7 separate regions of the Homo sapiens genome follow, and regions 1, 2, 3, 4, 5 and 6 are each linked to region 7. A link is a contact called in ENCODE Hi-C or POLR2A ChIA-PET data. All regions are on one chromosome and are shown on one strand. The core of a region is the stretch at or near the end of the contact, and the rest is flanking DNA. Distances in the headings are between cores, read along the strand shown. Region 1 has its middle 30 kb from the start of MIR4519. Region 2 holds the start of SRCAP (Snf2 related CREBBP activator protein). Region 3 holds the start of RUSF1-DT (RUSF1 divergent transcript). Region 4 holds the start of PHKG2 (phosphorylase kinase catalytic subunit gamma 2). Region 5 holds the start of FBRS (fibrosin). Region 6 has its middle 17 kb from the start of PRR14. Region 7 holds the start of KAT8 (lysine acetyltransferase 8).

The links. Hi-C counts contacts between places; a loop is a spot of excess contacts on that map. ChIA-PET counts read pairs that join two places held with the same protein, here RNA polymerase II (POLR2A). Pooled maps may share reads with other maps.
Region 1: a pooled map shows a loop between it and region 7 (7-fold over the local background). The contact joins the enhancer-like site here to the promoter of KAT8 in region 7. A Hi-C loop is called at or near these places in 5 of 50 pooled maps. POLR2A ChIA-PET finds 5 or more read pairs at or near these places in 5 of 52 experiments (T-cell, activated B cell, activated CD8-positive, alpha-beta memory T cell and 1 more).
Region 2: a map with no recorded cell type shows a loop between it and region 7 (11-fold over the local background). The contact joins the promoter of SRCAP here to the promoter of KAT8 in region 7. A Hi-C loop is called at or near these places in 2 of 37 single-sample maps with no recorded cell type and 10 of 50 pooled maps. POLR2A ChIA-PET finds 5 or more read pairs at or near these places in 1 of 52 experiments (naive thymus-derived CD4-positive, alpha-beta T cell).
Region 3: a map of CD4-positive, alpha-beta T cell shows a loop between it and region 7 (4-fold over the local background). The contact joins the promoter of RUSF1-DT here to the promoter of KAT8 in region 7. A Hi-C loop is called at or near these places in 2 of 168 maps with a recorded cell type or tissue (CD4-positive, alpha-beta T cell and naive thymus-derived CD4-positive, alpha-beta T cell), 1 of 37 single-sample maps with no recorded cell type and 11 of 50 pooled maps. POLR2A ChIA-PET finds 5 or more read pairs at or near these places in 5 of 52 experiments (CD4-positive, alpha-beta T cell, CD4-positive, alpha-beta memory T cell, H1 and 2 more).
Region 4: a map with no recorded cell type shows a loop between it and region 7 (10-fold over the local background). The contact joins the promoter of PHKG2 here to the promoter of KAT8 in region 7. A Hi-C loop is called at or near these places in 1 of 37 single-sample maps with no recorded cell type and 6 of 50 pooled maps. POLR2A ChIA-PET finds 5 or more read pairs at or near these places in 4 of 52 experiments (HepG2, OCI-LY7, PC-9 and 1 more).
Region 5: a loop to region 7 is called in a map with no recorded cell type, with 17 times the contacts of the local background. The contact joins the promoter of FBRS here to the promoter of KAT8 in region 7. A Hi-C loop is called at or near these places in 1 of 37 single-sample maps with no recorded cell type and 11 of 50 pooled maps. POLR2A ChIA-PET finds 5 or more read pairs at or near these places in 5 of 52 experiments (B cell, CD4-positive, alpha-beta T cell, H1 and 2 more).
Region 6: a pooled map shows a loop between it and region 7 (8-fold over the local background). The contact joins the enhancer-like site here to the promoter of KAT8 in region 7. A Hi-C loop is called at or near these places in 3 of 50 pooled maps. POLR2A ChIA-PET finds 5 or more read pairs at or near these places in 2 of 52 experiments (IMR-90 and activated T-cell).

What each region holds. Positions count from the first base shown.
Region 1 is chr16:30,843,408-30,846,707 of GRCh38, reverse strand. It overlaps a transcript of BCL7C not described here. Among named protein-coding and RNA genes, the nearest start is that of MIR4519, 30 kb to the left of the region's middle. RefSeq lists enhancers at 1,858-1,957, 1,998-2,087. Within about 2 kb of position 1,812, at least 9 of the 41 ENCODE cell types and tissues checked have a DNase peak (open chromatin) inside an H3K27ac peak, as active enhancers do.
Region 2 is chr16:30,697,863-30,701,421 of GRCh38, reverse strand. SRCAP (Snf2 related CREBBP activator protein) reads right to left here and starts at 2,251. Exons shown (of 34, transcript NM_006662.3): 1 at 2,180-2,251; 2 at 1,441-1,514; 3 at 544-806. The coding sequence starts at 597. It overlaps LOC730183 (a long non-coding RNA gene), which reads left to right and starts at 2,362. Exons shown (of 2, transcript NR_144637.2): 1 at 2,362-2,541; 2 at 3,491-3,559. It also overlaps the pseudogene RNU6-1043P. RefSeq lists silencers at 2,231-2,460, 2,601-3,010 and enhancers at 2,180-2,474, 3,131-3,320, 3,351-3,440.
Region 3 is chr16:31,506,833-31,510,404 of GRCh38, reverse strand. RUSF1-DT (RUSF1 divergent transcript) reads right to left here and starts at 1,941. Exons shown (of 2, transcript NR_186401.1): 1 at 1,369-1,941; 2 at 839-1,232. It overlaps RUSF1 (RUS family member 1), which reads left to right and starts at 2,014. Exons shown (of 13, transcript NM_022744.4): 1 at 2,014-2,331; 2 at 2,527-2,641. The coding sequence starts at 2,032. RefSeq lists enhancers at 1,464-2,033, 1,598-2,312, 2,313-3,028 and silencers at 2,134-2,183, 2,244-2,303.
Region 4 is chr16:30,746,712-30,750,023 of GRCh38, reverse strand. PHKG2 (phosphorylase kinase catalytic subunit gamma 2) reads right to left here and starts at 1,599. Exons shown (of 10, transcript NM_000294.3): 1 at 1,534-1,599; 2 at 1,109-1,221. The coding sequence starts at 1,203. RefSeq lists silencers at 1,373-1,512, 1,553-1,852.
Region 5 is chr16:30,656,783-30,660,436 of GRCh38, reverse strand. FBRS (fibrosin) reads right to left here and starts at 2,006. Exons shown (of 18, transcript NM_001105079.3): 1 at 460-2,006; 2 at 1-174. The coding sequence starts at 918. RefSeq lists silencers at 821-870, 941-1,170, 1,991-2,170, 2,221-2,300, 2,331-2,590 and an enhancer at 1,291-1,740.
Region 6 is chr16:30,632,512-30,635,965 of GRCh38, reverse strand. No RefSeq gene overlaps it. Among named protein-coding and RNA genes, the nearest start is that of PRR14, 17 kb to the left of the region's middle. RefSeq lists enhancers at 598-1,548, 1,549-2,500. Within about 2 kb of position 1,610, at least 38 of the 41 ENCODE cell types and tissues checked have a DNase peak (open chromatin) inside an H3K27ac peak, as active enhancers do.
Region 7 is chr16:31,115,371-31,119,121 of GRCh38, reverse strand. KAT8 (lysine acetyltransferase 8) reads right to left here and starts at 1,458. Exons shown (of 11, transcript NM_032188.3): 1 at 1,230-1,458. The coding sequence starts at 1,440. It also overlaps a transcript of BCKDK not described here. RefSeq lists an enhancer at 875-994 and silencers at 1,165-1,514, 1,414-1,640.

The sequences.
Region 1 (3,300 bases), core at 563-3,062, 270 kb after region 7:
ATCAGTTAAGGTTCAATCAAAAGGCAGAAGCCACAATGGGAGTTTAACATAAGGAATTATTGATAGGGGATTGGAATGATAGGGAATTGGTTAATGAGAGCTAAAGACAATTCTAAAGAATACAGAGAGCCTGGGCAATATAGTAAGACCTCATCTCTACAAAAAATAAAGATAAATTTTAAGCCGGGCGCAGTGGCTCATGCCTGTAATCCCAGAACTTTGGGAGGCCTAGGTGGGCGGATCACGAGGTCAGGAGATCGAGACCATCCTGGCTAACACAGTGAAACCCCGTCTCTACTAAAAATACAAAAAAATTTAGCCGGGCGTGTTGGTGGGCGCCTGTAGTCCCAGCTACTCGGGAGGCTGAAGCAGGAGAATCTCTTAAACCCAGAAGGCGGAGCTTGCAGTGAGCTGAGATCGCGCCACTGCACTCCAGCCTGGGCCACAGAGTGAGACTCCATCTCCAAAAAATAAATAAATAAATAAATAAATAAATAAATAAATAAATTTTAAAATTAGCCAGGCATGGTGGTGCAAACCTGTGGTCCCAGCTACTGAGGAGGCTGAGGCTGAAGGATCTTTCTTTTTTTTTTTTTTTGAGATGGAGTCTCGCTCTGTTGCCCAGGCTGGAGTGCAGTGGCGTGATCTCAGCTCAGCTCACTACAACCTCTGCCTCCCGGGTTCAAGCAATTCTCCTGCCTCAGCCTCCGGAGTAGCTGGGACTACAGGCACCTGCCACCATGCACAGCTAATTTTTGTATTGTTAGTAGAGACGGGGTTTCACCACGTTGGCCAGGCTGGTCTCGATCTCCTGATCTTGTGATCCGCCTGTCTCGGCCTCCCAAAGTGCTGGGATTATAGGCATGAGCCACTGCGCCCAGCTGAAGGATCTCTTGAGCCCAGGAGTTTGAGGCTGCAGTGAGCTGTGATTGCACCACTGTACTCCAGCCTGGGCAACAGAGTGCTGTCTCAATAAAAAGAAAAAAAAAAAAAGAATGCAGAAATACAGAGGTGGCAGATATAAAGATCAGCTACTATCCCCGGGGCTGAGATACAGTATCCAATGAAGAATCTTCTCCCACAAGGGCTGAGATCCAGATGTCATTTGAAAGGCATGGCAGAGAAGCCACTGACATGCCTCACCAAATGAGACCTCCTAGAAATCTGCCCTCTGGGGTATCAGGTGAAGCTGCTATTCCACCAAGCACTGTTGGAACCAAGAACTGTAGGAAACTCACTCTGCAGGAGCCCATTGCTGGAAAGAGCTTTGCCAGTGCAAGGATCAAGCACTGTAGAGAGTCAGGCTATTAGAGGAGTCAAGCACGAGAGCATGCAGACTCAGCGAGAGCCCAGTGCCTGAGGAAGCTCTACCCATACAGGAACCAAGTGGCAGAGAAAGCCATGCTTTCTACCTGTTAGATAAAGTGCGCTTGGTGAGAGCACAGTGCTGGAGAAAGCTAGACTGCTACAGAAGCCAAGTACTGGAGAAGCGTGCTCTGCCAGAGTTCAGTGCTAGAGAAAGCCAATAAAGGTCAGGACCAGTGGTGGGTGTGCAAAAACTATCCAAGTGCCAGGAGCCACTCACAGCAAAGGCGGCATGTGGTATGGGATTTGTGGTGTCCATATTGGGGGAGGGAACGTGGTAAAGTGTTGCAAACTGGGGTCTTTGAGCCTCCCAAGGACTTTTCACTCTGGACATGCATCTAGGGCAGAGAACCACTGGGATCTGCCCCTGAAAAACTGCAGCAAGAGCAAGAAAAATGAAACCTCAACAGGACCAGAACCAGGAAGAGCTTCCCCTTCTTCTTGCAATGTCCCACCAGCGCCCTCTACTGACAAAGCATAACATCATGTTCTTTGCAAGGAGAAATGTATTAGAAGTCCAGCCCGTTATCTTAGAGCAGGTACTGGAGGGTGACATTTAGAGCTGAGACAACTGATTGAAAACTGACATAGTGCCAGAATCCCCACATAGGCTCTCTGACTCATAGACTGAAGGTCAATATGACAGGAAGGCCTAAGTGAAAGCCCCTGGAACTTCCCCTCCCTACAGAGAAAAGAAGCCAGTAGAAATACCACATTCCTGAGGGAAGCACAGAGATTAATGCCACCATCAAAAAATTAAAAGAAGCAAGGGTGATGACACCTATCACATGCTCATTTAACCCACCAGTGTGGCCTGTGCAGAAGTCAGATGGATCTCGGAGAATGACTGTGGACTATCATAAACTTTATCAGATGGTGACTCCAATTGTAGCTGCTGTTCCCAGATACAGTATCTTTCTTGGAGCAAATTAGTATTTGTAAGGCTGCTAGTTTGTTTGTTTTTTCCCTTTTTTTTTTTTTTTTTTTTTTTTTTGAGACGGAGTCTCACTCTGTCACCAGGCTGGAGTGCATTGGTGCCATCTGGGCTCACTGCAACCCCTGCCCCCTGGGTTCAAGCAGTTCTCCTGCCTCAGCCTCCCGAGTAGCTGGGACTACAGGTGCGCACCACCACGCCCAGCTAATTTTGGTATTTTTAGTAGAGACGGAGTTTCACCATGTTGGCCAGGATGGTCTTGATCTCTTGACCTTGTGATCCGCCTGCCTCGGCCTCCCAAAGTGCTGGGATTATAGGCATGAGCCACCACGCCCGGACTTTTTTTTTTTTTTTTTTTTTTTTTTTTGAGGCAGAGTCTCGCTTTGTCGCCAAAGCTGGAGTGCAATGGTGCGATCTCAGCTCACTGCAACCTCTGCCTCCCGGGTTTAAGAGATTCTCCTGCCAAGCAGCATCCCAAGTAGCTGGGATTACAGGCATGTGCCACAATGCCTGGCTATTCTTTGTATTTTTAGTAGAGATGAGGTTTCACCATATTGGCCAGGCTGGTCTCCAACTCCTGACCTCAAGTGATCCACCCACCTCAGCCTCCCAAAATCCTGGAATTACAGGCATGACCCACAGTGCCCGGTCTATGCTGCTAGTTTTGAGCAGGGACTGGAGCGAGAGAAGGCTCTGCAGCAAGTCCAGGCTGCATTACATCACATGCTGGTCTACTGTGTGGTGCTTGAGATCCAGCAGATCCGGTAACGCTCAGTGTCCATGGCAAACATGGCAAACACCAATAGAAGAATCCACTCCTTCACACCAACTTTTTTTTTTTGTTTTTTGAGTCAGGGTCTCACTCTGTCACCGAGACTGGAGTGCAGTGGCATGATCACAGCTCACTGCAGCCTCAACCTCCCAGGCCCAAGTGACCCTCCTACCTCAGCCTCCCAAGTAGCTGGGACTACAGGCATGTGCCACTACGCCTAGCTAACTTT
Region 2 (3,559 bases), core at 1,002-3,501, 420 kb after region 7:
AACACATATACTAAAACTGGGAGGATACAGAAAAGATTAGCATGGCCCCTGTGCAAGGATGACACAATAAAGAAACCCTTTTTATAGAAAAATTTAAAAAATTAAAATAGAAAGCTGACTGTACACACACCTAGATGTGTTTAAAAGTCATGCTTTTTTTCCTACCCCACACCCTTCCTTGGTATGAGAAAGGAATGAACACTACACACCATCCATAGGCTTATCCTACTCCAGTACTGATAGAAGTTAAACTATTCTTAAAGCGTATGGTATTAGAAGCATGGTGCCACGACCTCCATTTCCAGCCTAGCCTAATTCAACCTTTTTCAGGTAACGAGGCGCTTTTACACTCTTGGAGATAATATTACACTAATGTTAAATGGAATGTGAGTATCCAACAGACCTGATATACTACAGCCCAGCCCCCGAGCACCAAAGATTCTCCAAAACTCTCCACAAATATTCCCCTGCCACATTTCTTCTGCCTCACACTCAACAATCCACAAAGCAGAAGCAGAGAAGGAACTCTTCCCACTTTCAAACCTGTGTCTGTAGGACTGGGAGCTGAGGGTGAGCAGGGGAGGGGCTGCTCTGCATGGTCCCACTCCCAGGCTCCCCCTTGGATGCCTGAAGAATGACTGGGTTGTTATCACCAGTACTGCTGGCCGAGGGGCTGGCGTCCGGCTGCAGGGCATGCTGGGAGCTGGCCTCATTCTGGGCCACCGGCCACCGGGACCCGCCTTCCAGGGCCCGGGGCCCACCAGGGCGTCCCAGCCTCCGCTCAGGTCCACCAGCCTCTGGAGCACCTAAAGTAGGGTTAAAAAAAAAAAAAAAGACAGAAATGCAGTTAAAGGGGATGAAAAAGTATTTTTAAAAAACCAGAAATAACACTGAATAAAGAGAAACACAGAAATTACAGGTTACATTTCTTGAGCACTTACTATGTATAAGATACTTTTAGTACCTGTTTGATGTGTTCTATAATCCTCACACCTACCTTAAAAACCAAGTGCTTTTCACAGCATAACAAATATTGACTTCCTCCTACACACAACGGATATAGCCATGCAGAAAGGATTCCCGACCTAAATGTAGCTTACATTCTAATATAATCTGTTTTGTAAGTTACGAAGTTAAGACCTTATGATTTGCGGAAGGTTACACAGTAAAAAAGTGATAGGAGGGCTTCAATCCACAGTCTGATGCCAAAACCAAGGAAAACCTGCTACTCTTCCTGGTAGAGCCAGGTTGACCACGTTTTCCTCAACCCACAGCCTCAGTTCTGTTGTTGTACTATAATCAAACCCTCTACAGAAAAATCACATGCAAACATTCCCATGCTTCTCTAGAGTGAAAATCCCCAATACGGACCTATAATTGCTTTATCTCAAACATTTCTCCCATTAGCATCAGCACACAAAATGGTAGCAGATCCCTCACCTGTGTGAGCTGAGACCACACCCCCTGTGAAAGTCTGCACTTCCACGGTGCCGCCGTACTGAAGGGAATCACACCTGAAACATCCATCAAAGCGTATTATTTACTCCAGTTTTTTGAGACGTTTAAATATACCCAAATCAGTTAAAAGACTAGAAACAGAAAAACTACAGTAGTAGGAAAATCTCACATTTCAGGGAAATGCAAATCATGTTTTGTGAATTCCGGAGGGACATACGATCCTGCCTGGGGGCAGGAGCAGGAAAGGAGTGAAGAAAGAAAGTTCAAAAATTTTAAGTGTAAAGGCTCCAACCACAGAATGGAAGACAAAAAAAAAATACAGCAAAAAAAAGCTGTCACATCCAGAACCTCAGAAAGGTGCTACCTGCCTGCGGGCCTTTCCAGTGAGGGCTGAACGCAGAAGTGAGAGTGGAACTCCCGGGAAGAGTCAACAAACAGGCTGGTCACAGGAAAATCCGCCCAGGATTCAGGGCAGGGCGCTGTATATCCCATACCTGCGCCTTGAGACACTTCCCCAAATACAAGAACCACAGCAAAAGGAGACTCAGGAGCAGTCAAAAGCGAGAGGCCGCACTGCCAAGAACCACGCGCCGGAAACAGGCAGTGTGAACCCGCAGGAGGCCCGGAAATGCTTCCCCAGTGTTTAAGGAAATTCCTAAACCACAGTGCCGGCTTTGATTCACTCCCTACTCCGCCACACGTTCCCAAGACCCGAGCTCACCAGAAGCCAACAAGCCTTAACTCTTGACTTCAGGTTTCGTGACCATCTCCCTAGCCCTCCCGACGGACTGACCTCGCGTGACCCCTGACCTCTGCCCAAGTTGCCACTAGCCCTGAGATAGCCCCGCCCCCTCCAGACTCCCACCCCACCCAACGTGCGCGCCGGGCGGGGGAGGGGCCCGCGCGTGCGCGGCTGGAGGCGGAGCGAGCCGGCTGCGCGCACGGCCCAGGGGCTCCCGCCAGAACCCGAGCCCACGCACACAAGGGTCGCGGGGCTGGGAAGCTCGTCATCCAAGCCCGTCAGGGAGCCCCCCCATCACCCGACCGCGAAAGGCTGAGAGAAGGGAGGGTTCGTGCCACCAGGTCCTGGTCCCCCGGCTAGATGTGGTGGGCGCGCGCCCCGACTACTCGTCCCACGCCCCCCTTCCTCTTCCCGCGCGCCCCTGAGGGGTGACTGGGTTGGTGGGCGGGCAGGAGCGCACCTGGGTCCGTCCTCTCAGGGCTCGCTCGCTCGCTCGCTCGCTCAGGCACGCGTGCGCAGAAGGGCGGGAAGGGAGAGGAGACACGCCGGGGCCCAGCGCCGGCCGGCCTGACCCCCTCAGTCTGTCTCTATGGGCGCGCGCCGACAGCCTCGCGCACCGGCCCCGGGGCCCCGGCTGAGGGTGCGCGCGCAGCACCCCGGGAAGGTGGGGGGGAGGCGGTGGCGGAAAGATGCGCGCGCAGTCAGCCGTCATGGGAGGGGGAACTGTGGGGCGTTCGCCATCTTGTCTCCCTCTCCTTACCTGCGTCCTCGGGGGCGTGCGCACCACCCCCCCTCCCGCCTAGGAGGGGGGAGGGCCCCCTCTTGGCCACCGCCTTCGCGGCCTTTAAACTCCCCTGGAGACTGCGGCTACTGCCACCGCCTTGCCTCCACTGCCTCTTCGCGCAGCACACAGATGCGGACGGTGGGTGGGAAAAAGGGCAGACGCTACTCCCAGCGAACCGCCGCTGCCGCTCCCGAGGCCTCACCAAAATGGCCGCCGCCGTCTCGGCCGCCACCACCACCACTACCACCACCACTCGCTCGGAATCGCTATCGCCGGCGCGGCCCGTCTTCTCGCGAGAGACAGTAACTGGAGGGTGGGGGAACGGGGAGGCTCGCGTGCTAGCGTAGGGTGCAGCACGGTGCGCAAGGCAGCCTGGGAGGTGTAGTCTCCCAGAGGCTGCGCGCTCGCCCTTCCTCGGAGCGCCTTTACCGTTTGCCCCTAGATCTACCTGGGGCTGCATTGCGGCTGCCAGCTCGGACCACCGCCACCTCCCTTTTTATTTACAGATCACCCAGTAAGCTGCAGCAAGTTAGCAGTGGAACCTGGGCCTCCCGATTCCCATGGCAGCCCACTTC
Region 3 (3,572 bases), core at 692-3,191, 390 kb before region 7:
GCACTTTGGGAGGCGAGGCAAGCAGATGAGTTGAGGCCAGGAGTTCAAGACCAGCCTGGCCAACATGGCAAAACCCCGTCTCTACTAAAAATACAAAAATTAGCTGGGTGTGGTGGTGAATGCTTGTAACCCCAGCTACTCCGGAGGGTGAGGCAGGTGAATCACTTGAACCCAGGAGGTGGAGGTTGCAGTAAGCCAAGACTGTGCCACTGCACTCCAGCCTGGGTGACAGAGGGAGACTCCATCTCAAAAAAAAAAGTTTCCCTTGATTCCACTGATTAGCTCAATTCTCCTTCTAAAAGTCCTCATATTAAATAACATGTACCCCTCTACAGCAATTGAAATAGTTCCAACTTTGCATTTATTTGTATGATTTGATCAATATCCTTCCCTAATATAAGTTCCAAAAGACCAAGACCCTTGTTTGTTTTTGCTCACTATCCCAATGAGCACATAGGTAGCAACAGGTATTTGTAGAAGAAACTGGCAAACCATTGGTAAAAAAGAGATAACAAACACGGAGTTAATGACAACTGCACGGTTCAAGCGATTTTCTTGCCTCCGCCTCCCGGATAGCTGGGATTATGGCCACACCACCCCCACGCCCAGCTAATTTTTGTATTTTTAGTAGAGATGGGGTTTCAACATGTTGGCCAGGCTGGTCTTAAACTCCTGACCTCAAGTGATCCACCTGGCTCGACTTCCCAAAGTGCTGGAATTACAGGCGTGAGCCACCACGCCCAGCCCAAGGATCACTTTTGAGGCCAGGAGTTTGAGAGCAGCCTGGGCAACATAGGGAGGCCCTGCCTCTATTTAAATAAATATGTTTTTAAAGTACTTAGTCTTCAAACCTTGTTTTATTTTTGTCCTCTATTCAAACCAGTACCTGAATTTAGACAACATTACAGAAATGTTGTGATTAGGCCATTTGTATTTTGAAACCCGAAATTTAAAGAAAAAAAAAAAGAAAAGAAAAGAAGTGTTCAAGTTTATCTCAGTCAGAGAGAGACTGTGTTTGTGTGAGATAAGGCGAAGTGGGGTAGAAGGGCCTTCCAGGATTAAGTCCACGAGGAAGGTGACGGTTTGGGAGAATCTGAAGTTTCAAATAAGGAGTTGTCGGTTGGGATCAAACTGTGGGGATCCAAGAATGCCAGGCTAAGAAACCAGGATATTTTATTTTCTGATAAAAAGAGGATGCTTTTTTGGCAAATTTCTGCTTCGGAGTGAAGATGCTGCACTAGATGGGAAGGAGAAGAGGAGAAATGGAAAGAAGAAAAGGTGAGTTCCAAGGACAGAAACACTCCCTCTTTGGACTCCCCCCAATTTCATGGACTCTCTCCCGCAAAAAAACACACAAGAACTTCCTGCCTTGTTTCCTTGTTTTGTGACATCATTGCAATCTCTTGATTTTTTTCATCCCTCGGATTCCTTAGCATCCTTCAAAAGTAATGTTCCTGCAGTCTCGCAGAAGGCCGAAGGATGGAGAATTTCTAGTCCAGGCCAGGGACACTCAGAAGAGAGAAAAAAAAAAGAACAAAAAAAGACCCAAGCAGCTTCACAGGGCCTCATCTGGTCCAATTTCTTCTCATGATGCATTCATTCACTCATAAATATCTTTTGAGCACCTACTATGTGTTGGGTAGATCTAGGGATAAAATCAGGGTTAAAAATACAGTCGCTGGTCTCACAGCAAAAAAGGCACCTGAGGCCCAGAGAGGGCCACTGACTTGCCAAAAGTCACAAGCTAAAACTTCTGTGGCCGAACCGCGTCTCGAACACAACTGGCGGAGGCCCACGGCGCCTGCAGCCCAGCTGCAGAATGCTACAAAGCAACGGGGGCCGGTGCCGGGGCGTCCGAAGCAGCGCCGAGGCCGGAGAGAGCGACAGTCAGTTTCCTAACTGCGCGGCGGACGCCGAGGCCGGCGCCTGTTCTTGAAAGATGTCCCTCTGCAGCCGCGGTAGCCCAGCCGGAAGTGCCGCCTGCCACGTCCACCGTGCGGCAGGGGCGGGGCTGGGATCCAAAAGCTCGGCATGGCTGACGACGCGGGTTTGGAGACCCCGCTGTGTTCCGAGCAGTTCGGCTCCGGGGAGGCACGGGGCTGCCGCGCCGCCGCGGACGGGAGCCTGCAGTGGGAGGTCGGGGGCTGGCGCTGGTGGGGGCTCTCCAGGGCCTTCACGGTCAAACCTGAAGGACGAGATGCGGGCGAAGTGGGGGCTTCCGGGGCCCCCTCACCGCCCCTCTCCGGGCTCCAGGCCGTGTTCCTGCCTCAGGGCTTCCCTGATAGCGTCAGCCCGGACTACTTGCCCTACCAGCTGTGGGATTCCGTGCAGGTCAGCTCGGTCGTCTGGGGCAGAGGACAGTGCAGGCCACTCCTCCCTCCCCAATAATGGACGGGTGACTGAGACTCGGAGCCCGGGGGGCGGGGGGTCTGACATGCCTCATACACCAAGAACAAGAACAGATGAAGGCACTTAGACCGCCACGCTCCTACGCCCGCTTCTCACCCTACTTGTTTTCTTCTCCAGGCGTTTGCTTCCAGCCTCTCCGGCTCCCTAGCCACCCAGGCAGTCTTGCTGGGCATAGGGGTGGGGAACGCAAAAGCCACTGTTTCAGCTGCCACGGCCACCTGGCTCGTGAAAGGTGAGCTGCACCCCTGGAGCCTCACGTATTGCTGCTTTCAGCCCTGCTTTCGCTGGGCTCTTATGTGTATATATGTATGGACTCGTGCCCCATTAGGTAGAATTCAGGCAGGTCTCCCCAGTGATTAGAGTGGTGCTTTGTAACCCAGTCTTACTTCCCACATCTGGAAGACCCTCATCCCACTCACCAGCCTAGCAGCCGCACTCCATTCCCCACACAGACTTCTGAGTCTCAATCATCTGGATCCCAAATCCCGTCCCCTCCCCTTTATCCCTATTCTCTTTGTGGAAGATTGCATAAGAATGCAATTGATGGAATAAAACTGCCAGCTGCCCAGGATAGGGGAAATTGGTGAGCTCCAGAAAAAAAAGATATAGTTGGTCCTGAGAAGGAGAGAGGAGAGCCTGGAAAGAATGGAAGGTATTGTGTATGCTCTGGGATACCAGATGATGCTGTAAATAATAGAGTGACTATCTGCTGAATATGTACAGCTTTTAAAAAATTGTTTAAGGAAAAAAAATACAGTTTGGTACCATGCCACCCAGAGAGGGAAATAGAACAGAAAAGGGAAATTGTTACATGTTCTACACGAGGAGGCCCCATGGCTTTTGCCACTGTCCTTTGTCTTTCACTACTGCTCGCAGGGGATATTTATTAGGCTGGTGCAAAAGTAATTGCGGGGTTTCTTTGTCGTTATTGCCATTAAAGGTAATGGAAAACCCGCAATTACATTTGAGCCAACCTAATAGATCTAAGGAAAAGCGCTTTCCATTCGTAGCATCAGTCTGGCCACATCCCTTGTGAGCCTCTCTGGATTTTTTTGAGAAAACAGGAGCTTCCTGTTTACACCTTTACCATTAAGACTGAGAAAACTGGGCCGGGCACGGTGGCTCACGCCTTTAATCCTCGTACTTTGGGAGGCTGAGGCATC
Region 4 (3,312 bases), core at 350-2,849, 370 kb after region 7:
TGAAAGCTGGAGACATCTACCACACGCATACATTTTTGCGATTTTAAAGACCCCCCCCTGAACTCCTACTCATACCTCAAGACCCAGCCCAAAGGTGACTCCTCCTGAGAAGGTGTGCTTTTCTGGAATCCCATAGCACTTGATACAGACCTCTACCTATCTAGCCTGATGCCTTTTTAACGTTCACGTGCCAATTTCAGTCACTTCGGGTGGAGTACCTCCAGGGCATACGCATCTTTTCTGCCCTCCCCGTGTTGAGCTTTGTGTTGAAGGCATAAATGAATGAATCCGTGAAAAAATGGGGTTGACCCAAGGTAAGAGTCTAGTCACTAGGTGTTCTCCACTGATCACTGATTCTTCCCATTTAGAACTATTCAGTCAACCAGGCGCGGTGGCTCACGCCTGTAATCCCAGCACTTTGGGAGGCTGAGGCGGGCAGATCACGAGATCAGGAGTTCAAGACCAGCGTGGCCAATATGGTGAAACGCCCGCCTCTACTAAAAATATAAATTAGCCGGCGTGGTGGCGCGCGCCTGTAATCCCAGCTACTCGGGAGGCTGAGGCAGGAGAATCACTTGAACCCAGGAGGCAGAGGTTGTAGTGAGCCGAGATCGCGCCACTGCATTCCGGCCTGGGCGACAGAGCGAGACTCCGTCTCAAAAACAAACAAACAAACAAACAAAACCAACTATCCAGTCTTCTCCTGAGAAAACCTGAACTTGAAAGACACACACACACACACAGACACACACACCACCACCACCAGCACCACCAGCACCAGCACCACCACCACCGAAAGACACACACACACACACACACCACCACCAGCACCACCACCAGCACCACCACCAGCACCACCACCACCAGCACCACCACCAGCACCAGCACCACCACCACCAGCACCAGCACCACCAGCAGCAGCAGCAGCAGCAGCACCACCACCACCACCACCACCACCACCACCACCACCACCACCACCACCACCACCACCACCACCACCACCACCACCACCACCACCACCACCCGCGAACTCTCCAGCCTTCAAACGGAAGCGGGAATGCTGGGGCTCGACCTCTTTGGACCTCCGTTTCCCTGGCCGCGGCCTTACCTGCCGATGACGTCCTTAGGGTCGTACTTCTGGTAAAACTCTTTGGCGGCGGCCCAGTCGGGCAGCTCATCCTCCGGCCCCACGTCCAGCGTCATCCTGAAGGAGGCGGGGGCCTGCGCGGAGGAGGAGGGCAGTGAGGGCAGGGAGGCCCACAGGCTCTGAGACGACCCGCATGGCGGCTCCCGGGGGCGCAGCCCTTGCAGCTGGGGCGCCAGGGTCCTGGGGGGTGGGGGGGGGTGGGGGAAGGACCCGGACTGGGGAGACCCCGCAGAAGAGCCTGGGGGCGGGAGGATGGCAGGGCAGGGAGGGGAGTGGGGAGATGTGCCCAGGAGGCAGGGGGAAGGGGCGCAAGGGCAGGCGGCTGTTGCCGCGCAGGCGCATTCGGGCGGGCGCAGGAAGGGGACGGGGGTCTAGCGCAGGCTCACCTGAGGGGGCAGGCAGAGGAGCCAGGGTCGACGCGAGCTGCGCTGTCGCCGGGTTTGCCTGCAGTCGCTCACCTTAACCCCCGGCGGCGGGCGACAACCCAAGGCTCCGCCTCCATCCTGCCCGCCAATGGTCAGCGCCGCCCGAAGACTGAGGCTCAGAAGCCCTTCCAATTGGAAACCGGCCGCCCAATTGGGGCTGGGGCGTGAGTCGGCGCTCGGCTGGACCTAAGGCTGCAACGCGACGCCGGGGCGCGGCTTCAGACGCGGCCAATCACCGAGTGGCATCTGCGGGACAGCAGAGGGCGGAGCTTGTTGTCACGTGGGCTTGGAGGCCTGGAATGGGACCCGGAAGTTGGGTTTACTGGGAAACGTGATCTCTGGGTGGCGGGGAAGCAGGACCTTCCCGCGCCTCTAGTTCCCAGACTTGAGCAGGGTTCCCTCGGTCTCCTCCAAGCATCCCTAACTGAATTCAGCATTTTCTCTTTTTTCAGACAGGGTCTCGCTCTGTAGCCCACGCTGAGGCTGCAGTGTAGTGGCGCGATCATAGCTCACTGCAGCCTTGAACTTCGGGGCTCAAGCGATCCTCCCGCCTCAGCCTCCCAAAATGCTGGGATTACAGGCTTGAGCCACAACGCCCAGCAAGCTCTTTTCAATATTAGCAGCCTGGCCCAAAGCGCCTGTCCTGAGTACACTCCAGCCCTTAAAACATTTGGACACACGCAGCTTGGACTCCAGCTTGGCCTCTTAGTTCGGACTTAAAATGCCAGAGGAAGCCTTTTCTGTGTCCGCTTCAACTCCTCCTAAATACATCCAAAGCCCTAGCGTTTACTATCTGGGATTTACACACTTTCTCAATCTTCCACCCTCTCCCAAAAGCCTTGTATCACACTCTGTTCTAAACCCACCAGGTTGTTAGATTCTGCCAGGAGTGACTCAGTGCATAGCTCAAACCTGGCATTCACTAACAAATTTTTATGACCGTCTAAGACCTAGGAACTAGACTGAGAGCAATGAAACAACACACACACCCCTACCCTGTGGAGGTTATGTTCCAGCCAAAGAGGAAAAGAATTAACTTATCTCCCTACAGCTATCTTAGAAATGACACTTTGGGATTACAATTATGAGGGAAGAAAAATGAATTCAGGTAACTTTTTATAGAGTACTATGACTCTATACCATCAATCTAAAGGCAAAATTGCAAAAAATCTTGAACTTTACTTAGATTTGTTGTTTGGTAATATAACAGGATAATAATTCTGAAGCTGAGTAATCAATATATTGATGTGACTGGAAGCCAAGGTTCTTAACTGTGGGAATCTGGAATCTGGAATCTGGAATGGGGAAAGTGGAGAAAGAACCCTATGATTGACTGGAATTTTTAAAAAGATTTTTAAAAGATGTAAAGTAGATAACATTAACTATTTACTGGCTCTTACCTCTGCTTTCAGAATGCCCTAAGCAGTAACTTCCCAGTAGAACGCCTAGTGTCTAGATGCTGATTTCTCAATAACAGTACCCAATAAAAGGAACTAAGTCTTTTCAGGAGAAATGGCCAATTTCTAGGCTTCAGCAGGGAAAGTACAAGGTGAGTCTGGAGTGATTTGTGCCAGACATTACTAATGAGCGGGGCTTATCACAAGGACACAGGAACCAGATTGAAAGGGTTTCCATAGGTCAATATCGGGGATAAAAATAATAATGAAGAGCATGAGGGAACTTGCTGATGTGCTGCAAATGTTATATTCCTATAGGTGGTGAGTGACTGACTACACAGGT
Region 5 (3,654 bases), core at 757-3,256, 460 kb after region 7:
TCTTCTCCGCTTATTGGGCCATTTTCGGGCCCGATCCCCAGGGGGCCGGCCAGGCTCTCGATCAGAGCTGTCCCCTGGCTCCCCGGTGGCCCCACTGGAGCCCCCCCTTTTCCGCTTCCCAGAATGCTTCAGCCGATGTTCCAGTCGCTCTGGGGGCTGAAGAGATGCATCCTTCTGTGGAGGAGGAGGTGGGGCTGAGATAGATGGAAAAGGGCAAGCTCCCAACCCCTCTAGGGGTGACCAGGTTGCCGAAGTACCCCTCGGGCCGGGAAACCGGGTCCCCAGAGACGAGCTCTACCTCCTCCCACCCCAGGGCGGGGCAGAGGCCTGGCCAGAGGAGCCGGTTGCTCTGGTTTGGGGTGCCAGCATTCCCCCCTCAACTCCACCCACTAGGGGCACTGCCCCCTCCTTGCTGCCCCTCGGAAACCCCCAAAGTCTCCTAGCCCCATTAGGCCCCACCTGCAAGGCCTCGAGGGTGGCGAAGCTGGCGATGGCGAAGCCATCGATCAAGTCCTCCTCCTCCTCTTCCTCCTCCTCAGGCTCCTCCTCGGCTTCGCCGTCGTCTGCGCCCCCCTCCTCCTCCTCCTCCTCCTCTTCCTCCCCGCGGCTGCCCGAGCCGGCAGGCCGCTTCCGAGCTCGGGGTCGCGGGGGTCGAGGTCTCGGACGGGGCCGCCGGCGTCTCGGGCCCCCAGGCCGCTCTCCAGACGAAGCTGACGACCAAGGCCTGGCGGGCGGCGGCGGCGACGACGAGGACGAGGAGCCGCGCGGGGCGGCCAACAGGGCCCGGGGCGCGTCGCCGCCTGGACCTCGGCGGCGCCGCTGCTCCCGGTCTCGGTCTCGGCGCGAGCAGCGCCGCCGTCGGCGCTCCCCCTCTGCTGCCCAGCCCGGACCCGGGGCCGCGGCCGCTGCCGTCTCCATGGCGACCGCCCTCAGCGCCGCATCCGGAGGCGGCGGGGCCCGAAGCGGCCTGTCCGCAGGCCCGGGGTCGCAGGCGCGGCGCTGGCGGCTGCACAGTGACGAGAGGGCCACGGCTTCTCCTTTAAAGCCGGATCTGCTGGCCCCGAGCTTGCCCCAAGGCCACGGCCCGGGGAGCCGGCGCCGCCCCCGGGGCGACAAGCCCGAGGGCCCCCCCTGCGGGCTCGGCGGGGCCGCGACGGCGAAAACGGGGCGGCCGTCCCTTTAAGGCGAGGCCCCAAGTTGTCCAGCTCCCGGCCCCTTTAAGACGACCCGACAGTGTCCGGCGGCCTAGTGCGGTGGCCACCCCCTGCCAGGGGTCGATGCAAGTCTCCCCGAGGAAGAGGAAGGGCCACCCCTTTAAAAGGGGCCGAAAGCTCGCCCCGAAACGCAGACCTCCCCTTTAAAAGTGTCTCAAGTCCTCCGGCTCAAAGAGGCCACCCCTTTAAGGAGTCCAGGGTCCTTCTAACAGCAGGCCGTCCCTTTAAGGGCTCGGAGTTAGTTTCTAGTCCTCCACAAGCGGCCACTTCCCCTTTAAGTTGAATTTAAAAGACTTCTTGTGTGTGGGGGAGGAGGACGTAAAGAAAAACCCCACTCGCCCCAGTTCTCCCAACGGCACAGTTCTCAATTTGTCAGCGTCTGCTCGGCGGCTTCCCCTTTAAGGCTGGCGTTGCAGTCCGCCGAGTTCAGTGGCCACCCCTTTAAGGAGATTTAAAGGGGCCTCCTCCGGGCCCAGCTCCTCCAGCCTCCGCCTCCGGTCGCCATGAAAGGCGCGAGGCGGGGCGGGGCAGCGAGGCCAGCCCTCCAAAGCCCCGGATGTGAGGCAACGGTGACGGGTACAGCTCCCCTGTCCGCCGACATAAAAGTCTCTTCCTCCTTTCCTCCGTCTCTGTCCGACTTGGGCCTTAGGGGATCCGGAACGGCCGATGGGCAGCGGGGGAGCTCCAGCACAAACTCCTGTTGTCTCCTTTGGAGTCTTAGGGCGCTTCTCCGCCAGGACTTCCCTACCCCTCCTCCCTCTTCCTCCTCAGCCTACGCCTCCTTCCTCTCTCGGCCTCCTCCCACGCTCCGCCCCCTTCCCCTCACCCCCAACGGGCGCAGTCGTTGATAGGCTGGGAGGGCTACGTCAAGGTGAGGGGCGGAGCCAAACCCGAGGGAGTGGGTGCATGTAACCGCCCTCAAATCTTGGATTGGGTTACGTCGGATTGGCTCCGCCCTTCCCCCCAGTCTTGTGACTCGACTGGTTAGAAGTAGGTGTTTGGGGCGGTTACTACAGGGCCCCGCCTCTTCCTGCTGTTTGTTTATTGGCCGGTCTCCTGATGGCGTCGAGGCGAGGGGCGGAGACGCGGGGCCTGAGGCGTTGGGGGCGGTTGGCCGCCGGGGGGCGCGCGGCTGCAAGAGGTTCCGTTCCACAGCCAGTTAAGTCATCGCCGCCTTTCCGCCGCTCGGCGCGGCCCACAGACAGCCTGGCGTCTCGCGCACGCGCGTGGCGGCGCCGCCGTCAGGCTGGCTGCTTGCGAGTCGTTCCGCGGCCCGGGGTGGCCCGAGCGGCCGCGTGCTGTGCCTGCGCCTGCGCCGGCCGCACTAACAGGCAGCCGCGTCCCTTCCAGGCGCGGCTGCTGGCAGCGGTCCCGAGTGCTAGCAATTCGAAAACGCCTTGCACCTGCATGAGCGCTTCTCCGCGTTTGTGACTGCGTTTGGTAATAATTCCATGAAGGAGATGCTGTCAGCCCCATTTTACTGGGACGGAAAGGAATGCGCGCACAGACGGGCTGGTAGTCTCCTAGCCACGTCTATGTCAGCCACTGCCCTGTGATGCCTCTCAGTTATGAAAGATGCACCCCACTGCTCAATGTGACTGGCTTAAAAAAAAAGAGACAGCCATTTCTGGCCTTCGGTTGCCCGGGTTACCGTTTTAAAAGTGGACAGCGCGCTGACATGCCTGCCTTGCTTTCTCGTCCATAAAATGACTAATTCCCTGTCGCAGGGACATGTGCAGGTCAAGCACCTATGACAGTCGTCGTGAGTGCTTCATTATGGCCCATTACTCTTAGCTCTTTGTTTTGTTTTGTTTTTTTGGGGGGGACAGAGTCTGGCTGTGTTCCCTAAGCTGGAGTGCAGTGGTGCGATCTCAGCTCATTACAACCTCTGCCTCTCGGGTTCAAGTGAATTCTCCTGGCTCAGCCTCCTGAGTAGCTGGGATTACAGGTACACACCAAGACACCCAGCTAATATTTGTATTTTTAGTGGAGACGGGGTTTCACCATGTTGGCCAAGCTGGTCTCGAACTCCTAGGCTCCTGTGATCCACCTGCCTCGGCCTCCCAAAGCGCTGGGATTACAGGCGTAAGCCACCGCACCTGGCCTAGCCGTAGCTCTTGAATCCAGCAGCAGGTCCTGGCCTGCATGTTAGCAGGAATTCAGGGCCATCTTGATCTTCAAGGCCTTGACCCACTATAGGCCTTTCAGTCTCCTTGATATAAATGAATTGGGAGAACCCAGACCACGGTCTAGGGTCACAGTATCATCTGGCACTGATTCAGAAGTGTCCCTCCACACAGGAGAATCCTCTAAGCAAGAGAGTATCTCTAGGCCGGGCATGGTGGCTCATGCCTGTAATCCCAGCACTTAGGGAGGCCAAAGCAGGCGGATTTCCTGAGGTCAGATGTTCAAGACCATCCTGGCCAACATGGTGAAGCCC
Region 6 (3,454 bases), core at 361-2,860, 480 kb after region 7:
ACAAAATGCTGCTCACCTCAGAGGACTAGATGGAGAATTTTTTTTTTTTTGAGTCGGAGTTTTGTTCTTGTTGCCCAGGCTGGAGTATAATGGTGCGATCTCAGCTCACTGCAACCTCTGCCTCCCGGGTTCAAGCGATTCTCCTGCCTCAGCCTCCCGAGTAAGTGGGATTACAGGCATGCGTCACCACGCCCGGCTAATTTTGTATTTTTAGTAGAGACGGGGTTTCACAATGTTGGTCGGGCTGGTCTTGAACTCCTCACCTCAGGTGATCCGCCCGCCTCAGACTCCCAGAGTGCTGGGATTACAGGTGTGAACCACCGTGCCCTGCCTGGATGGGGATAGTTTTGTAAACTATAGAGTGCCCCCAATTTTTAGTAAAGTTACAAAGAATTTTCACACATTTTGAGTTTTATGGAGCTAGAATGCACATCACAAATACACCTATTTGAAGTGTACAATTCAATTTTTGTGCTAGCATGAAAATTTTAGTGCACTTTCATGACCACAAAAAGAAACTGCATATTCATTAGCATTCACTCCCCATTCCCCCTAGTCCTTCTTTTTTTCCCTGGGCCATAGCGTCTGGCCAATGAAACGGATTTTTGTGCTAGCGCGGCCACAATCAGTACTAGTACATTTTCATCACCCCAGAAAGAACCTCTGTATTTATTAGCATTCACTCCCCTTTCCCCGAGTCCTTCTATAGATTTGTGTATTCTAGATATTTCATATTTTATAAAACACCTTCACACATTTTTACTTGACTTCCAGGATTTTTCTTTTCTCTCTTTTTTTTTTTTGAGACAGAATTCCGCTCTTGTTGCCCAGGCTGGAGTGCAATGGCGCGATCTCGGCTCACCACAACCTCTGCCTCCCGGGTTAAAGCGATTCTCCTGCCTCAGCCTCCAGAGTAGCTGGGATTACAGGCATGCGCCACTACGCCCGGCTAATTTAGTAGAGACGGGGTTTCTCCATGTTGGTCAGGTTGGTCTCGAAGTGTGATCCGCTCAAAGTGCTGGGATTACAGGCGTGAGCCACCGTGCCCAGTCCAGGAGGATTTTTCTTTGTAAGAACCTTTTACAATGATCTGTGGGGGTCCATCCCTCCTATTTTACAGGAGAAAATAGACGGTTATCTAGGCTTTGTGAGTGCCAAGTTCGCACGCGGCTTTCGACTCCGTGGCTACATTGTCGGGCCGGGATTTCGCGATTTCGAGGAGGGATGCTCGGCCTCCTCCTACTAGCGTGGTTGGGGCCTCGGCCAGGGCCGAGTTCCGCGGGGGAGAGCCCCAGGGTTCTGCCACCGCACCGTTGACCTAGAATGCACGTGGGGACAGCCAAAGGTCCAGTCTCCAGTCTCGGAACCCGCGGGCCCCCGAACACGTCTGCCTGCTTGGTCTTCTTTGAACCCAAGTCCCACCGCCCACCAGGATCCTAATGACGCCGGCCTGGGGAACTCCCACGCACGCGCCGTTCAAACGCCCCGCCCTCCGCGGCCCAATCACCGCACACCTTGTTTGGACGTTCGACCAGAAGCGTCCTATCAGCGAGCGCGATCCTAGAGACTGACCAGGATCCGTGACGCCCGTTCGGGTGGGCAGTGCCAGTGCGCTGAAGGGCAAGCCTCAGGGGAAGCTTGTTCCTTATTTAGTAAGATTAGCTTGACTAAGGGAGCGAAGGGCGTCACACTGCTTTTGGAAACAGGTGGTGAGGCTGGCGTCGCCATGTTTTCTAAGGGACTTTCTCAGGATCAGATCCAAGAGTGGTCCTTTAGGGCTTTTTTTTTTTTTTTTTGAGACGTTGTCTCGCCCTGTCACCCAGGCTGGAGTGCAGTGGCGCGATCTCGGCTCAGTGCAACTTCCGTCTCTCGGGTTCAAGCAATTCTCCTGCCTCAGCCTCCAGGGTAACTGCGATTACAGGCTCCCGCCACCACGCCAGGCTAATTTTTGTATTTTAAGTAGAGACGGGATTTCACCATATTGGCCAGGCTGGTCTTGAACCCCTGACTTCCAGTGATCCGCCAACCTCAGCCTCCCAAAGGGGCTTTTAAATGTAAGGGCCGCGCAGGGGCTCCGGGTAGGGCATGAAAGGTTGGGAGGGGCCCTAGCCATTGTCTTTTTTGTTATTGTTAAGGCTGACTTTTTTTAGGCTGTCGCCCATTCTAGAATGCAGCGGCGTGATCTTGGCTCACTGCAGCCTCGACTTCCCTGGCTCAAGTGATCCTCCCACCTCAGCCTCCCGAGTTGCTGGGACCACAGGTGCCACACCGCGCCCGCTTAATTTTTTTTTCTTTATATATATTTTTTTGTAGTGACGGGGTTTCGAACTCCAGGACTCAACGGAGCCTCCCATCTCAGACTCTGGGTGAGATTATAGGCGTTAACCATGACTCCCTACCCAGTATAAACTCAAACACACCAGGCGCAGCAGCTCACGCCTGTAATCCCAGCACTTTGGGAGGTGAAGGCAGGTGGATCACCTGAAGTCAGGAGTTCGAGACCAGCCTGGCCAACATGGCGAAATCCCGTCTCTACTAACAATAACAAAAATTAGCTGGGCGTGGTGGCAGGCGCCTGTAATACCAGAGATTCAGGAGGCTGAGGCAGGAGAATCGCTTGAACCCAGGAGGTGGAGGTTGCAGCCAGCCAAGATCGTGCCATTGCACTCCAGCTGGGGCAACAAGAGTGAAACTCTGTCTCAAAAAAACAAAAACAAAAGCAAATAAAATATTGCTGGGCGCGGTGGCTCACACCTGTAATCCCAGCAGTTTGGGAGGCCAAGGCGGGCGGATCACTTGAGGTCAGGAGTTTGAAACCAGCCTGGCCAACATGGTAAAAACCTTTTCTCTACTAAAAATACAAAAAAATTAGCCCAGCGTGGCAGTGGATGCCTGTAATCCCAGCTACTTGGGAGGCTGAGACAGGAGAATCCCTTGAACTCGGGAGGTGGAGGTTGCAGTGAGCCGAGATCATGCCATTGCACTCCAGCCCGGGCGACAGAGCGAGACTTTGTCTCAAAAAAAATAAAAAAATAAAAAAACCAAACATTTAAAAAATAAAAAACCAAACGAGGCTGGGCACGGTGGCTCATGCCTCTAATCCCAGCACTTTGGGAGGCTCAGGCAGGCAGATCACTTGAGGCCAGGAGTTGGAGACCAGCCTGGCCAACATGGTGAAACCCTGTTTCTACTAAAAATACAAAAATTAGCTAGGCATGGTCATGGGAGCCTCTAATCCCACAGGCTGAGGCAGAAGAATCGCTTGAACCTGGGAGGTGGAAGTTGCAGTGAACTGAAATTGCGCCACTGTACTCCAGCCTAGGCGACAGAGCGAGACTCCATCTCAAAAAATAAAACAAAACAAAACAAAACAAAAATGAAAAAAAAAAAAAATAGCTGGGCATGGTGGCGGGCGCCTGTGGTCCTAGCTCCTCAGGTGGCTGAGGCGGGAGGA
Region 7 (3,751 bases), core at 209-2,708:
CTAGCTATGTGTAACTGAGCAAGTTATTCCATCTTTCTGAGCCTCAGTCTCTTCATCTGTGAAAAGGGATAACAGCTGGGCACAGTGGCTCATGCCAGTAATCCCAACACTCTGAGAGGGTGAGGTGGGAGGATCACTTGAGCCTAGAAGGTCTAGGCTTCAGTGAGCTGTCATCGTGCCACGGCAATCCCACCTGGGTGACAGAGCGAGATCCTGTCTCAAAAAAAAAAAAAAAAAAAAAGACAAAAGGGATAATAGTACCAACCTTAGAAGGTGAATTAATGCCTCCAAAATTTTTAGCAGCGCACCTGACAATTAGCAGAGCATTCAATAAATGAGTAAGGCAACCACTACGTGTCTGGCCCTATGCTGTGTTGTTGCCGGGTACAGAGGACACAGTGATGAATCACAAGAAGTGCTGCCCTCCAGAAGTTCCCAGTATGATGGAGGAAGACAGAGAGAGAAAATTACAACATAATGTTACAAAAACTATGACTGAGGTAGGAAAAAAATGTTGCAGGAACATAGAGAAGGGAACCACTCACTTTGCCTGAAGGGGAATCAAGGATGACATCACAAAGGATATGAAGCTAAGAGGATGAGTAGGAGCTAGGCAGGCAAACAAGGAGAAAGGGAAGAAAAAGCATTCCAAGCAAAGGGCACAGGTGGTAAAGGGCGTGTGGTCTTCAGAGGGCACAGTGTGTTCTGGCCTGGCAATGCCCTTTCCTAGTGTTGGCTAGAAACTGGAGAGGTCACAAAAATGAATGCCACCCTAAGGAGTTTGGGGTTAATTTTGAAAATGAGAGAAGGCAGCAGAACTTTAGGAAAGGGAAGCCTGTTGTTTCTGGAAGGTCTTCTCTCTGCGGATGGCTGCCAGGGACAAATGGAAAAAGAAGACGCAGAGACAAGAGAGGGTGAGGAAGCAGCGTTAGCAAGAAAAAGGAATGAAGCCTAAGACTGGGCAAGGAAGTGGAATGGGAACAATCCTGGTGAAGGCCTGAGCGGTGGGTTTGTAGGCGTCGCTCGGCATAATTCAAGGTCAACAGCCTCCCACAACCCGGCTGGTTTCTCAGCGCCCGGAACGCGGCGTTCTTTCCTCAAGCCCCGCCCCTCCTCCTCTCCACTCCCAGCCCCCGGATCTTGGCCTCACTGACAGCCTGTCCTCAGGCCCCGCCCCACCCCCTGGCCCTGAGCTCCGCCCCGCCCCCAGCCCTGGGCCCCGCCCTCACGCCAGGTGCTATCCGGTCGCCGGCACAGGTACGTTTCTCCGATCTCCACCGTGACTTCCGGCTCGCCGCGCGCCGGGGTCGGCGGAGAGACGCGGCCCGGGGATGGGGCGGTCCCCTCAGCGGCCGCATTCTCCCCGGGCCCGGGCTCGCCCTCCCCCGCGACCCCTGAAGTCCCCGCCGCAACCGCCGCAGCAGCTCCCTGTGCCGCCATCGCGGGAAGGGAAGTGACGCCAGAATCGGACGCCACGCAGTTCTTTTGGCTCCGGGTCAGCAGTGCGTGGGGCGGGCTCCTCAAGGTTTGAGGGCGGGGTCTGTGATGTAGCAGGAGCCGATTGGCTTCTGTGGCCGTCCCCGCGGCCCCGCGAGTTGGATGTTGAGTGTGCGGCAGTCTTGGAGCTCCTGGTTTTCCGTGCGGACCTGTGGCTGCAGCCTATGGGTGAGGAGAGGAGACAGACTTACCTCATGCGATGACTCAACTCAACCTTTTTTTAATTTATTTATTTATTTATTTATTTATTTATTTTGAGACGGAATCATGCTCTGTCGCCCAGGCTGGAGTGCAGAGGCGCGATCTCGGCTCACTGCAACCTCCGCCTCCGGGTTCAAGCGATTCCTCTGCCTCAGCCTCCCGGGTAGCTGGGACTGCAGGCGCGCGCCACCACGCCCATCTAATTTTTGTATTTTTAGTAGAGACGGGGTTTCACCATGTTGTCCAGGATAGTCTTGATCTCTTGACCTCGTGATCTGCCAGCCTCAACCTCCCAAAGTGCTGGGATTATAGGCGTGAGCCACCGTGCCCGGCCAGCTGAACCTTTTTAAAGGCCCTGGTACCTGCGGAAGCCAAGATGTGCCAATTTTCAGCGGGCGCTGCCCCCACTTTAACAGGGCAGAGCCAGAGCGGCCGCCCTGGTGGCCTGGAGCCGCACACTCGCGCTGGCCTAATGTCGCTCCCCGCCCCCCCCCCTTTTTTTTTTTTGAGATGGAGTCTCGCTCTGTCGCCCAGGCTGGAGTGCAGTGACGCGATCTCGGCTCACTGCAGCCTCCGCCTCCCGGGTTCAAGCGATTCTCCTGCCTCAGCCTCCTGAATAGCTGGGATTACAATCGCGCGCCACCACGCCCGGCTATTTTTTGTATTTTTAGTAGAGAGAGGGCTTCACCCTGTTGGCCAGGCTGGTCTCGAACTCCTGACCTCAGGTGATCCGCCCGCCTCGGCCTCCCAAAGTGCTAGGGTTACAGGCGTGAGCCACCGTGCCCAGCCAGTGCCCCATTTTTGAAGGTTGAAGAGACTACTTCCCCTATTTGGGATACAGTTGGTGCGGGGAAAGCAGAACGGGTGTGTCCAGGGACAGGCCATAATTCACCCTCACAGGATAAAGTCTAAAGAAAGGACGAGTTGGGCGGGGCGTGGTGGCTCACGCCTGTAATCTCAGCACTTTGAGAGGCCGAGGCGGGCGGAGATCGAGACCATCCTGGCTAACACCGTGAAACTCCGTCTCTACTAAAAATACAAAATTTAGCCGGGCGTGGTGGCACGCACCTGTAGTCCCAGCTACTCGGGAGGCTGAGGCAGGAGAATCGCTTGAACCCGGGAGGCGGAGGTTGCAGTGAGCCGAGATCCCGCCATTGCACTCCAGCCTGGGGACCAAGAGCCAGACTCCATCTCAAAAAAAATAAAAAGGCCGGGTGCGGTGGTTCACGCCTGTAATCCCAGCACTTTGGGAGGCCTAGGCGGGTGGATCACGAGGTCAGAAGATCGAGACTATTCTGGCTAACACGATGAAACTCCGTCTCTACTAAAAAAAAATACAAAACAATTAGCCGGGCGTGGTGGCGGGCCCCTGTAGTCCCAGCTACTCGGGAGGCTGAGGCAGGAGAATGGTGTGAACCCGGGAGGTGGAGCTTGCAGTGAGCTGAGATCACGCCACTGCACTGAGGGTTCTGTGAGAGTCAGTAAAGGTTAAAGCCATTTATATGTGTATGGTCCAACCATACACAATCGGCCCTCCATATCCGCATGTCCCACCTTTGGAGATTGAACGAAGAGCGGGTTGAAAATACAGTGTTGAGGTATGGTGGCTCACACCTGTAATCTCGCACTTCAGGAATCCAAGCAGGAGGATCGCTTCAGGCCAGGAGTTCAAGACCAGCCTGGGCAGCATAGAGACCTCCTTTCTACTAAAAATTTGGGGGAAAAAAAAAATTAGCTGGGCCTCGGGGCCCGCACCTGTAGTCCCACCTACTCAGGAGGCTGAGGCAGAGGGATCGCTTAAACCCAGGAGGTCGAGGCTGAGTGAGCTATAATCCCTCCACTGCACTCCAGCTTGGGTGACAGAGACCCTGTCTCAAAAAAAAAGGGGGGAAAGAAAAGGAGGCTGGGCGCAGTGGCTCACTCCTGTAATCCCACCACTTTGGGAGGCCGAGGCAGGCAGATCACCTGAGGTCGGGAGTTCGAGACCAGCCTGACCAACATGGAGAAACCCCATCTCTACTAAAAATACAAAATTAGCCAGGCGTGGTGGCCG